Linked DNA regions of Homo sapiens: all the other regions are linked to region 2. A link is a contact called in ENCODE Hi-C or POLR2A ChIA-PET data. All regions are on one chromosome and are shown on one strand. Each heading gives the region's core, a stretch centred on a gene start or an enhancer-like site at or near the end of the contact. The rest is flanking DNA. Distances are from core to core; before and after follow the strand shown.

Region 1 (4,281 bases), core at 1,526-4,025, 8.1 Mb before region 2:
GTGAATGATATGGTATATAAGTTATATGTTCATAAAATTGTTACCAAGAGAAAAAAAAGATAGATGGCTGTTTAAAGCTAAAGTATTAACAATGTACTACATGGTTTATGATATACAGAAGACGTATGAAAAAATAGTAGAGAGGTTGGGAAGGGAAAATGGAAGTATACTTCTGTAAATCTCACTATATGAAACTGGCATAATATTATTTGATGATATTAAAAATATATAACATAAATCCTAAAGTAACAACTTTAACAAGAAACAAAACAGGTAAGTATAGCTAATAAGCTAACAGGGGAGATGAAAGAGAATGATAGAAATTATTCAATCCAAAAGGCAGAGAAAGAGGAAACGGAGAACAAAGAACAGATGTGACAAACAGAAAAGAAACATCATGAGGGCAGATTTAAGCCCAGCTACATCTACAATCACAACAAACGGAAATGGTTTACACAACCTACATAAAAGGCAGAGAAATGTCAGGCTGGGTTACAAAGCAAGATTTGGGAATCCTAGGCCCATGGAAATAGGTAGATTGCTCAGGAAAAGGCTGATGGGGAAGTATGGCCTAGGAGAAGGATGCTAAGGCTGAGAAGGGAAGGATGTAACACAGGAGCACACAAAACTACTTTGAGAAGACCCCTCGCATTAAAAAAAAATCCAACTTTTGGCTGGGCGCAGTGGCTCATGCCTGTAATCCCAGCATTTTGGGAGGCCGAGGCAGGCGGATCACAAGGTCAAGAGATCAAGACCATCCTGGCCAACATGGTGAAACCCCATCTCTACTAAAAATACAAAAATTAGCTGGGCATAGTGGCGCATGCCTGTAGTCCCAGCTACTCGGGAGGCTGAGACAGGAGAATCACTTGAACACGGGAGACGGAGGTTGCAGTGAGCCGAGATCGCACCACTGCACTCCAGCCTAGCAACAGACTGAGACTCCATTTCAAAAAAAAAAAAAAAAAATCCAACTTTTGAAAAAACAAAGAAGAGGTGCTTATAGCATGAGTGAGATTTACCAATTAGGAGGCTAGGAACCTTATGAGAATATTTCCAGAGGGTTTTGGTGAGAGAGCAGTTTTAATTTTAAACTTTAATAGCAAAGGTGAAGAAAGAAAACCATGGTACTTGTCACTTTAAACTGGAAATACTGATTGCCTCCAAAGAGAGAAACTGAGTGGCTGGGGAAGGGGGTTACAGTATACTGTTTCGTACTTTTAAAGTTTAATAGACTGCGTGTGTGTGTGTGCCTGTGTGTGTAAAGGTAACGTGTGATATCACTAGTAGCAGAGAAAAATATTTTTAAAATGTATATGTGCTCACTGTCCAAAAACCTAGGATGCTTATATGTTCCTTCTACAGTACACTTTTTTTTAATAAATTGAGAGATTAACAAAATTAATCCATCTAGGAAATATCTATAGCCTTATTTATTCTTTAGAAGATTTACCCACCCAACCCCAACTCAAAATATAAACTGAACAAAATTTTAGGAACAATCATCTCAAAAATGAAAAGAAGTAAGCAATGTAAAACACGACTTCAGAAATAAAATTTAAGTTTGACAAAAGCTGAAAACCCCTCTGCTGTCTACACTCTGATAAACAACTGTAAATATTTAATGTCTCTTGAAATATGTGAGGCATTTCAAATGATTTTTACATAAGATAAAGTTACAGAAATAAATGGAGGTGGCTCAGATAAACTAAGTGAGAGATGAGAGGCAAGAACAGGTGGCGCAGATCCTTCCAACCAGGCCCAAATCCAAGGACCACTTTTGATCTCAGTAAGAATTGACAGCAATTCTTGGATAAAATAAATAGATAACATATTACACAATATGATGGAAGTAAAATGTATTAGCACATTACCTTGCCAGAAAACAAAATTTCTAGACTCAGCATGACACGCAGAGATAGGCGGATGGTGGCTGACCTGATGGAAACAAAGGACAGAAAAACAAAAAATGAATGAACTTTTGTGTCTCATGAAATCCATTCTTTCTCCCCTGCACTGAGATGTAACAGCGTGCAATGCTGAACTGAAGGAAAAACTTCTTTAGTTTCCCTCATCAAGTGTGTCCTCAAGAGGGCGCTCCTGATACAGTCAGCTCCCACTTGCTCAGATTGGTCAAGGCTGAGGGGAAGGCCCTTGAACGGAAGCCTCCAGAAGCCTCCGTGGGAGGGCGGCCAGGTGGCGAGTGATGAGGATAGAGGCGCATTTTGAAAGACATAAAAATAAAAACGGAGACATGTGAGGACTGCTCATCCATAACATATAATCTGACATTGGCTACCAATGTCAACATCTCTTATTAGCTGTTCTGAAAGTAGCTGCAGATGTTTTAATTAAGATATCAAATAACAAGTATTTTAAATGCAACCCAAAATGTTCTTCCTCGGGCTCAGCCAATTTAACTCTTGAAAACTCTGCATCATAAAGTCCAGCCTCTTTTCAAATCACCTACAAGAAGACCAATGCAAGGTAATTTTTTTAAAAAAGAGTGTTTCTATTAAAAAAAAAAAAGGTAAACACAATTGTTGAGGAAATGTTAGTCAACTGTTAAGAAATTTTATTTATTTTTGGTCTAATAAAACTATCTTAAGCAAATAAGTAATCTCATTCCAGAAAAGAGAATCCCCTGGAGCAGAGAGTGCCCTTTGGCAAGGGGTCATTACTCATTTTATTCAGCAGTGAAGAGGCTGAAGAGAAAATGGCTCCTCCCTCTATTTCCTCATCTCAGTCACACTCAGGGAACGTTGAGAGGTGTATATGCTGTCATTCTAATTCAGCACTGGTGAAACCACAGTAATGCTGCCAAGGGTGTTTCCAGAAAGTTCTCTGATGTAGCTGATTCTTAACAGAGGTGTCTTACATTGAGAGTATCTAGCTCAAAGCCTGCACCTTATAAACGAAGAGACTGAAACCAGAAAGATAAAGTAACATTTCCCAAGCCACACCAATAGTCAGGGAAGAGGTAGCGGTAAGTCCCAGCAGTTTTGGTTTACCTCACTGGTTTTCAAACTTTGCAAAAAGAAGAAAAAAAATGTTTTAAGCAGCTGTACAGTTTTCAGACCCGTCTTATCAAGAACCCAGAATACTGAGCCCTTGCTTGAGATAAACAGGTGGGGAGGAAGGGAGGGCAGTGGGTGACAAATCCACAGCTGTTCACCTTCCTTGGGACCCTCAGCTGAGGAACATGGTTTGAAAACTACTTCTGTATGCCAGGCCTCCAGCAGGAGGACTGCACGGCTGGGAGGATGTGGTCACACACGCCACACCCAGATGTGACTCATGGGATTACAGCCGTACCAGTGTGGGCCAAAGAAAGGTAGAGACAAAGACGTAAATCATGTAGGCATCTTTCAGATTCCTCAATAAACACCAACGCCAGCTGCAATACAAAGCAGGAGACTCAAATCTGCTGCTCTTTGGTTTGTCTTAGTTCCCATGTGCCTCCTAAGAACGTGAGCCCTTCTGTGCCTGTGGGATTTTCAAGGGCAACTTTCACTTCAAGCACTGACTTAGAAACCTAATCCCATAATGTAACTCTCTGATTTCCTTTGATGTTGTCTTTTTTCTTTTTTTGAGACAGGGTCTCCCTCTGCCACCCAGGCTGGAGTGCAGTGGCACAATCACAGCCCACTACAGCCTTGACCTCCAGGGCTCAAGTGATCCTCCTGTCTCAGCCTCTCAAGTTGCTGGGACTAAAGGTGTGTGCCACCACGCCCGGCTAATTTTTTCACTTTTTGTAGGGATGGGGTCATGCTATGTTGCCCAGACTGGTCCGGAACTCCTGGCCTCAAGTGATCTTCCCACCTCAGCCTCCCAAAGTGCTGGGATTACAGGTGTGAGCCACCATATCCAGTTATCTTTTTTAAAAAAATCCTACCACTTGGAGATACCTTATATTAAAAAATGCTACATTCTTCTCCTTTTCTTCACTAGCTGTCTTTCGATGAAAACAACGGAGCTAGCTTTGAAACCATGGGATCATATAAAACAAAATCAAGGTGCAGTGGCATAGCCCTGTAATTCCAGCTACTTGGGAGGCTGAGGCAGAAGGATCCCTTGAGCCCAGGATCCAGGAGTTCAAGACCAGCCTGGGCAACATAGTGAGACACTATCTATAATAATAATAACCATTAATCAGCTCAAGACAATCCCCACTCCCCACTTCTCCACCCCAGCTGGCATGACCCACTATGAAATGGAAGGAAAGCTATGAAATGTTCCTCTCCCCCATAATGTAAACATATTTTAAAGTGGATTATTATG
Region 2 (3,837 bases), core at 1,159-3,658:
CAGCACTTTGGAAGGCCGAGGTGAGGGGATCACGAGGTCAGGAGCTCGAGACCAGCCTGACCAACATGGTGAACCCTCATCTCTACTAAAAATACAAAAATTAGCCAGGCCTGGTGGGGCGCGCCTGTAATCCCAGCTACTCAGGAGGCTGAAGCAGGAGAATCACTTGAACCCTGAAGGCGGAGGTTGCAGTGAGCCGAGATCGTGACACTGCACACCAGCCTGAGTGACAAGAGACTCTGTCTCAAAAAAAAATTACTTGAGATCAACCTGTCATTTCTAATACTGAGTTATTTAAGTATCAGTTGGTCTATTCAAACTCTACAAAACTGAAAAGATTAAGCTAACAAAGGACTTTGAAATTTTCACTCATATTTTATGACACCAGGATCAATCCTTTTTCCTGGCCTTACTTGTCTTAGGAATGTGGGCAAAGAGAAGAGGGGAAGGGGGACTCTTTTCTAAATGTGTAACATTTTTGGAAAAACCAATGTTATCATTTGGCTTTTAAGACTGCATTCAAGTTTCTAGGAATTCACCTTGCACATTCAATGTTCAATGTTTAGGAATGAAAAGCTCAACATTTCTACCAACCAGAAGAAAATCTATGGAGGAGCATGGACATATGTACTGATACCTCTATTCCTTCCCATCTCCTTACATGCCCTGTGAATAACATAAGTTAACATTTTATAATGCTTCTTATGAGAGCAAAAAGGGGAGTAGAGTTACAGCACTCATAAAGTCTTCCTACAAAACTGTGCAAAGAAAACACCACTATGTGGAAACGTGTGGACTACAGAGCATGCTCAACAGAAAGGCCACAGCACTCCCGAGTTACTGACAGAAAACAACCTCTTGAGGATTCCAGGCCCCAACCTAAAAGGGCTTCAATAAGCACTAAGCCAACAGAAGATCAAAGTGAAGAAGTAAGCTTAACATTAGTTATCAGCCAGATGGAAAGAATAGCAAAATTCCACATCATCGAGATTAGAAAACAACCGACTGGCTTTTCAATTTACTTTAGATCAGAAAAAAAAGTCGGGGAAAAAAGTCCTTATCAAAGGTTAACCAAACTAAGTCATTCACAATTACAAGAGATCTAAGACCCATACTACTCAAATTCGGCAAAAATGTACAACTCAGAGGGAAGAGGGGGAAGATCCCTGTTAATTAGTTGCCTCGATAAAAGAAAATATCATTTTGGTCAGTGCACAGCGTTGATAGGGTTTCGTTTCTCAATGCCTAAATGCTGTGAGCCCGACGTACAGATTCAAGTATAAACAACACGTGACCAGTCCTGTTGCCTACGTCTTCATAAGGCTAATTGACACAGAAGATAGTTCACACACACACCCTTTTAAAGTTCATTTTGTATTTTGAATTCTTTTCCTATTTTCACTGGAAGGGGTCACCGTGGTAGCCCGTGGGATGGACGCTCCTCTACCTTTTGAGGCAGGTAGAGTTCTTAGATAGCTAAGCCCAAGGGAAAAAAAGATGTTAACTCAAAATAACCGCCCCACACCAAACTAAGCGATTTTTCTATTCCCCGGTTGTTCAATCCGTAGGGAGAAGGAGGTGGTCGAATTCAAGGAAGTTAAAGATTTCACAAAGTAAACACGTACACAATTTTCCGTTTCAAAGGGCAGTTTCTGCTTTCTTTTTTAAGTCGATATAGACCATAACAGGAGCTCTGTTCGTCTAGACCTCTCTTGGTTAGTTCAGATGTACGCGGGGGGAATACAGAAGGAAGGGGGTGTCCTCCTTCGGCCCACCATGTCGCGAACACGTCGCGAGTCTTTAAGGGAAACAGCTTTACTTCGGTAAGGGCGGGCGCGAGCCGAGGCCAAGGCGCCGCCCGGGAGCCCCGCGGGCGCCGAGGCGCCCGGTGCCGGGGCCGGAAACGCCCAGCTAGCGGCGTACCGGGCCGCCCCTTCCCCGCGGACCTGCCCGGAGCTCCGCCGCCCTGGGGCCGCCGCGGGGTGCGGAGGGCGGCGCCGGCCGCCCGCGCCCCTCCCCCGCCCGCGGCGGAAGCGTCTCGGGTTTGAAAGATGCCGCGGCCGCCGCCTCCCACCCGCCGAGCCACAAAGGGCCGAGCCCCCTCCCGCCACAGCCCTCCTCCCCGGCCCCTCCACAGGTCGCCGCGGGCTCCCAGCCTGCCCGGCGCTACTGTCGCCTGCTCACCCGCGTCCCTCGGTCCGGAGGTGTGGGATCCGCTCCAGCCGGTGGCCCCGTCCACACTGGGCCCCTCCGGCGCGGCGGCGGGGGCGTGGCCCTCCCGCCGCGGCCTCGCCTGGGGTCTCGCCTCCGCCTCCGGCCGAGGAAGGCTGGCGCCGCCGCCTCTTCCTTCCGGTTTCCCCTCGCACCCTCCCTCGCTTGGTCCGTCCAGCGCGGAAAGCAGCGTCCTCTGCGGGCGCCGCCGCACGCTCCTCAGGGCCCGACCACCGCCAGACTCCTCCCCCGGGAGCCGCGCCGCCCGCCCGCCCGCGCCGCCTTGTCAGTCCGGGGCCGCGAGACGCCGGGCCCGCCGCCCCCGCCGCCCCCGCCCCCGCCCCCGCCGCGCGCTCTCGCCCCCGCCCGCGGCCCGGGAACGCGCGCGCAATGGACCGCTGGCCAGCCTGCCGCGCCCGCCCTCGCCACGCCGCCCTCCCGCCTCGCGCGCGCGCGCGCCTGTCGGCACCAGCGGCAGTTTTGCAGTTTCCCGGGTCCTCGCGACCGTCCCCCGCCCCTCCCTTACTCTAGCTGCCCCCGCCCTTTTCCTCTGCCGGATGCCACCGGAAAGCCAAAACAATTGGGGCCGCGCAGGCGCGAAAGAGGAAACGGAAAGAGCAGGAAGGGCGGGGGCGGCGCGAGGTGACGGGAAGCGTAATTGAAGGGGGTTCCCGGGAAAGGTCATGGGAGAGCCCTTGAGGGGCGCGTGCGCGGCAGAGGGGCACTCCGAGTAGCCGCGGCGGCCGAGGCCTTGGGCCTAGACGGGCGGATGGAGAGGCCCGACAAGTTCATTGCTAGGAAATCTAGAGAGCAAAACACCAATTGTTATGCTGAAGGAGGTGTTTTATCCCTTGGAATTTCCCCTGAAATACAGATTTTTGCAGGCTGGCTCGGAAAGTGGGAATGAGTAGGACTAAACAATACCAGACCGGGGGCAGGAGAAAGTTGAGGAGGCGTTGGGCGGGTCGCTTTGTTGCCGCAGCACCTCTTCTCCAAACCATGCCCTCCTCTCTCCAGAGCCGCTTCGGCTTTTCCCAAGGCCAAGGAAGAAGTCAGAGCAGCACCCAAAAGGGCCCGCAGTTGGGGGAGGTTAGGGGAAAAGGGAGAGAGAGACATCTGGGTGCGGACGGCAGCTCCAGCGTCTGAAGCCTTCCGTTGTGTGCTGCAATGCGGCGGCTGCACGCCCCCAACCCCCCGAGTTCCAAAAGAGCGCCTTCAGCGTTGCTTCGCAAAGCGAAGCGTTTGTAGCAGCAGCTAATGGCTGTGGCCCGTACTGTTTTAGTTAACTTGGCACAGCTTGCTGGCAGGCAGGCTGTAAATTTGCTAGGAGCTATTCGTGGATCAAAAAATTGTCAGAAATGCCCACACAGACTCCACCTACCTTCCTAACTTACAGTCTTGGCACAAGCCCAATCTAGAGAATATAGATGACTAATTATAATCTGAAAGGCCATACAGTACATTACTGAAGGGAGCCTCTTCCTGTAAACTAGGCTAGATCAACTGAATGCACACCAAGATGCGTGTTATCAGGAACTACTGATAAAGGATTGTTTTACTGTAGAATCTGGAAACTACATTCAACAAATCTTCATTGAGTTTCCAGCATGCTACCACTGTACTTAG
Region 3 (4,344 bases), core at 1,573-4,072, 5.2 Mb before region 2:
TATTCATAATTGTTCCGGAAAAAAAAGTTGACTGTGGGTGCTGCCCCAGATAGTGAGGAATGTCACATAAAGCACACCTCTCTAAAGTCTGAAAAATTCTGAATTCTGAAATCCATCTGGCAGAAAGATTTCACTTAAAGGAAGTGAATCCATATCTCTTCTAGCCATAGTCCACTGCCATACAAATAAGAGGCTAACTTTAAGAAATTCAATTAAAGCCGGGTGCGGTCTCTCATGCTTGTAATCCCAGCACTTTGGGAGGCTGAGGCAGGCAGATCACCTGAGGTCAGGAGTTGGAGACCAGCCTGGCCAACATGGAGAAACCCCGTCTCTACTAAAGATATAAAAATTAGCCCAGTGTGGTGGTGTGCGCCTGTAATCCTAGCCACTGGGGAGGCTGAGGCAGGAGAATTGCTTGAATCTGGGAGGTGGAGGTTGCAGTGACCCGAGATCATGCCACTGCACTACACCCTAGGTGACAGAGCGAGACTCTGTCTCAAAAAACAAACAAACAAAAAACCCAAACCCTACTCCCCCAAAACCCAGAAATTCAATTAAATACTAAGAGGGTATCTATTTATCTTGGTGGGAAAAACTTGGTCTAAAAATTAAAGGATCATTATTAAAATGAATGAAGCAAGCTAAAATTCCAGAACAAATACCTTCCTGGGGAAAATAAGGTCTAAAAATTCAAGAAATAATTAAAAATAACAAAGTAAAAATACCTGTGAAAATGTCCTTTGAGACCAGCCTGACCAACACGGCGAAACCTCCTCTCTACTAAAAATACAAAAATTAGCCAGGCGTGGTGGCTGGCTCCTGTAATCCCAGCTACTTGGGAGGCTGAGGCAGGAGAATTGCTTGAACCCGGGAGGCGGAGGTTGCAGTGAGCCGAGATCGCGCCACTGTACTGCAGCCTGAGCAACAAGAGCGAAACTCCGTCCCTCTCAGGGCAAAAAAAAAAGTCTTTCAATTATGGTTTTTATTAAGCATACTGTTTTTCTGATTTCATTAACTGAAAATTAGTGGTAATTAAAAATGTATTACATATAAATAGGAATGTGATTTAAACAAAGAGTGACATCTCTGACAAATTGTGCTTATAAAATTCACTGCTATGTTTACATTTCTTAAGGGACACAGTTATTTCTACTACCAGAAGGTTGCTACCAGTAACGCAAGTGATAACTTATGTTGATTATTCACACCGTTTTCTTCATCCATAAAATAAGGAGACTGGGACTAAATGGCCTATTAAGGTTCTTCTGAAATTCTATGATCAAGTATAATACCCAGCACAAGACCAAGTTCAAAAATGTCAATACACAGGAAACAAATCAGTCTGTAAATATTGAGAACCTATGTTATCAAAGCTAATGTCTTCTGAAATAACTGGAAGTAAAGATGAAAGTATATGAAAGATAATTTTGAATGTTCTGTATTTAGAATGTGCTTCAACATTTAATGCGATCTAATTTACATATCCTTTCTGGTGCTATTGCAAGGTTTGTCAGGGTTTTACGGCAACAGAAGACTATGATGAATTCGAATGGGACACATTTGCTTCTGTGGAGTTACGATTCAAACTGAATGTCCAATATAGGAAGGCAACATATACAACAAGCAAAAGTGATTTTAGAAATAACAGAACGCGGGAGAAAATTCACACACGGAAAATGATACGGATAACAAAAGCAGGTAACTCACAGAAATGCGGCTAGAAAAGAGGCCTCTGCTGGAGCGAGAGCAAATAGAATCAGAGGGCATTAGAACTGAAAAGCTCCTAGGAGCTTTCAGTGAACAAAACTTCATAGCCAAAAAAGCACACGACTGGGCCAGGAGTTCAGAGACAGTCTTGGTGCTCAGGGGTTTGCAGCCCTAGCCGTGTGGTCACTCCCTTGCTTCTCTGGCTATTTCCTTATCTATAAAATGAGTGGGCTAGTTTAGGCCGACTGAGACGCAGACAGGGATACGGTACTGTCCATGGACCTCTGAGCTGCCCTTTCCACATCGCTGGTGAGTTACTTAAACCTCCTGTGTGTTTCCCCCTTTCGTATGTCAAAATAATAACATAAAATCAGAATGTAAATCCAGACGCATTGTTTTGCTGCGATTAAGTTGAACGAAAATAGCAAGGACGAAGTAAGGAGAGAGCCAGCCTACCCGCGGGATGAGGCGTCCCGCGGCGGAGTGGGCTGGGGGCGTGTCGTCGCGGAGGGGAGCGGCGAACCAGGCAGGAGGCGGAAGAGACCGCCCCGTGGGCGGAAGTGACGCAAGGCCTACTGTCGGCTGGGAGGGGAGGTGTAGCCGGTCTTTGGGGGTAGGCGGTAGTGGCGGAAGAGGTTCGGCGGCTGATGGCGGATCAGGATCGGAAGCCTGCGTAACTTTCTCCCTTGATCCGGGAGTCTTTCCACTGGGTAAGGCGCCTCCCCGGTCCACCCCAGCGCCTTGTGCGGGGCGGCCTCCAGCTGCATCTCTTTTAGGGCTCGTGCTACACCCTTCAGCCCCTGTACTGTAGGGGCCTGGCCGGTCTCGGGAGAGGTCTCTGTGGTGACGAGGCTTTCCTTCCCGAAGACAAACCTTCCTTTCCAGACTGCGATTGTGACGGGGGTGTGGGCGACTCGGATCAGCTGTGGAGTTTTGGAATGGCAACGGGTGGCCGCCCCACGCGGTGGGAGGCCCGTGGGACAGGCCTTCGCGATTTGGGGGAGGCGTGTGGGACGGGGGCCCTTTGGCTGGGGACGAGTGACGCTGGCGACCCCCGAAGGAAAAGCTTCTGGTGTCCAAGGCTAAACTCTGGGGTGACTGTTTTGAGGGCAGTGTGGGTTTTACCGGCGCAGTAAGCTGAGAAAACACGTAGGTCGCGTCCGAGAAGGACGCTGGGGTTTGCCTTTGCGGAGAGAAACCCAGCTGTTTTGGTTTGAGTCGCCGGTGGCGAAGGGGGCGGAGACTCCCTGCGCCGCCTACTTTTGAGGGCCGCGGGCGGAGTTGGCGGTTCTGGCTGATGGCCTGCTTCACCTGGAATCCATTCCCCACCCCGCCCCGTTCGCAAGGTGTGGACTAGTCCCGACCGACTTGCACTCCTGGCTTAGGGAATCTGTGGCTAGAGTTTAGCGTGCGCGCGCGCGCGTACACCTTATTAGTAAAAAATTGAGCTTAGCGTGCGTCTGTGTGGGTGTGTGTACACACCTTATTGGTAAAAGTTTTGTTAGAAAACACTGGCATTTGACTTTAGACATACACAGTGTTAGATTTCCGGTTTCACACAGTGGTTATGAATTGCTATTATGTTAGGCTTTAGATGGGAAAATAAATCTTGATTTTTCAGCTGTCTGCATTCTGCTAATGTTAAAATTTCTACGAGCTGTGCACGAACAATTAATAGTTACAAGTTTGGTGCTCAATTCCTAAAGGATTTAAAGAGATCATTTGAATAGAAACTAAAAGTGGGTCGATCGTCCTCAAAGTGCTTTTCGGGTTTAGGGAAGGAGCTTAGGACAGCCTTTCTCTTTCGTTCTGTTCCTTTCAAGGGTAAACTTGAAGGATTGTTTGATGATGCCGACTTCTAATAAGGTTTTATTTATTTTTCAAACTGATTGTTCAACTTCAAAGAACATTGTAGTTTTTGTTTTCTAGTCATCACGTTCTTTTTTTTTTTTTTTCCTTGAGATGGAGTCTTGCTCTGTCTCCCAGGCTGGAGTGCAGTGGCGCGATCGCGGCTCATTGCAACCTCCGCCTCCCAGGTTCAAGCGATTCTCCTGCCTCAGCCTCCTGAGTACCTGGGATTACAGGCGCGCACCACCACACTGAAGGGGTGGGTTGCCCCTCCACACCTGTGGGTGTTTCTCGTTAGGTGGAATGAGAGACTTGGAAAAGAAAAAGACACAAAGTACAGAGAAAGAAATAAGGGGATCCGGGGAACCAGCGTTCAGCATATGGAGGATCCCGCCAGCCTCTGAGTTCCCTTAGTATTTATTGATCATTTGTGGGTGTTTCTCCGAGAGGGGGCTATGTCAGGGTCACAAGACAATAGTGGGGAGAGGGTCAGCAGACAAACACGTGAACAAAGGTCTTTGCATCATAGACAAGGTAAAGAATCAAGTGCTGTGCTTTTAGATATGCATACACATAAACATCTCAATGCTTTACAAAGCAGTATTGCTGCCCACATGTCCCACCTCCAGCCCTAAGGCGGTTTTTCCCTATCTCAGTAGATGGAACGTACAATCGGGTTTTATACTGAGACATTCCATGCCCAGGGACGGGCAGGAGACAGATGCCTTCCTCTTGTCTCAACTGCAAGAGGCATGCCTTCCTCTTATACTAATCCTCCTCAGCACAGAC

The links. Hi-C counts contacts between places; a loop is a spot of excess contacts on that map. ChIA-PET counts read pairs that join two places held with the same protein, here RNA polymerase II (POLR2A). Pooled maps may share reads with other maps.
Region 1: a pooled map shows a loop between it and region 2 (5-fold over the local background). The contact joins the enhancer-like site here to the promoter of KBTBD2 in region 2. A Hi-C loop is called at or near these places in 4 of 50 pooled maps. POLR2A ChIA-PET finds 5 or more read pairs at or near these places in 2 of 52 experiments (BJ and RWPE1).
Region 3: a map of naive thymus-derived CD4-positive, alpha-beta T cell shows a loop between it and region 2 (15-fold over the local background). The contact joins the promoter of TAX1BP1-AS1 here to the promoter of KBTBD2 in region 2. A Hi-C loop is called at or near these places in 1 of 168 maps with a recorded cell type or tissue (naive thymus-derived CD4-positive, alpha-beta T cell), 1 of 37 single-sample maps with no recorded cell type and 6 of 50 pooled maps.

What each region holds. Positions count from the first base shown.
Region 1 is chr7:24,818,301-24,822,581 of GRCh38, forward strand. It overlaps OSBPL3 (oxysterol binding protein like 3), which reads right to left. Exons shown (of 23, transcript NM_015550.4): 17 at 1,875-1,938. Among named protein-coding and RNA genes, the nearest start is that of GSDME, 63 kb to the left of the region's middle. Within about 2 kb of position 2,776, at least 31 of the 41 ENCODE cell types and tissues checked have a DNase peak (open chromatin) inside an H3K27ac peak, as active enhancers do.
Region 2 is chr7:32,889,352-32,893,188 of GRCh38, forward strand. It overlaps KBTBD2 (kelch repeat and BTB domain containing 2), which reads right to left and starts at 2,409. Exons shown (of 4, transcript NM_015483.3): 1 at 2,185-2,409. RefSeq lists a silencer at 1,769-2,718 and enhancers at 2,490-3,193, 2,899-2,958.
Region 3 is chr7:27,737,853-27,742,196 of GRCh38, forward strand. TAX1BP1-AS1 (TAX1BP1 antisense RNA 1) reads right to left here and starts at 2,823. Exons shown (of 2, transcript NR_187572.1): 1 at 2,164-2,823. It overlaps TAX1BP1 (Tax1 binding protein 1), which reads left to right and starts at 2,310. Exons shown (of 17, transcript NM_006024.7): 1 at 2,310-2,417. RefSeq lists enhancers at 2,245-3,107, 2,324-2,593, 3,108-3,971 and a silencer at 2,761-2,993.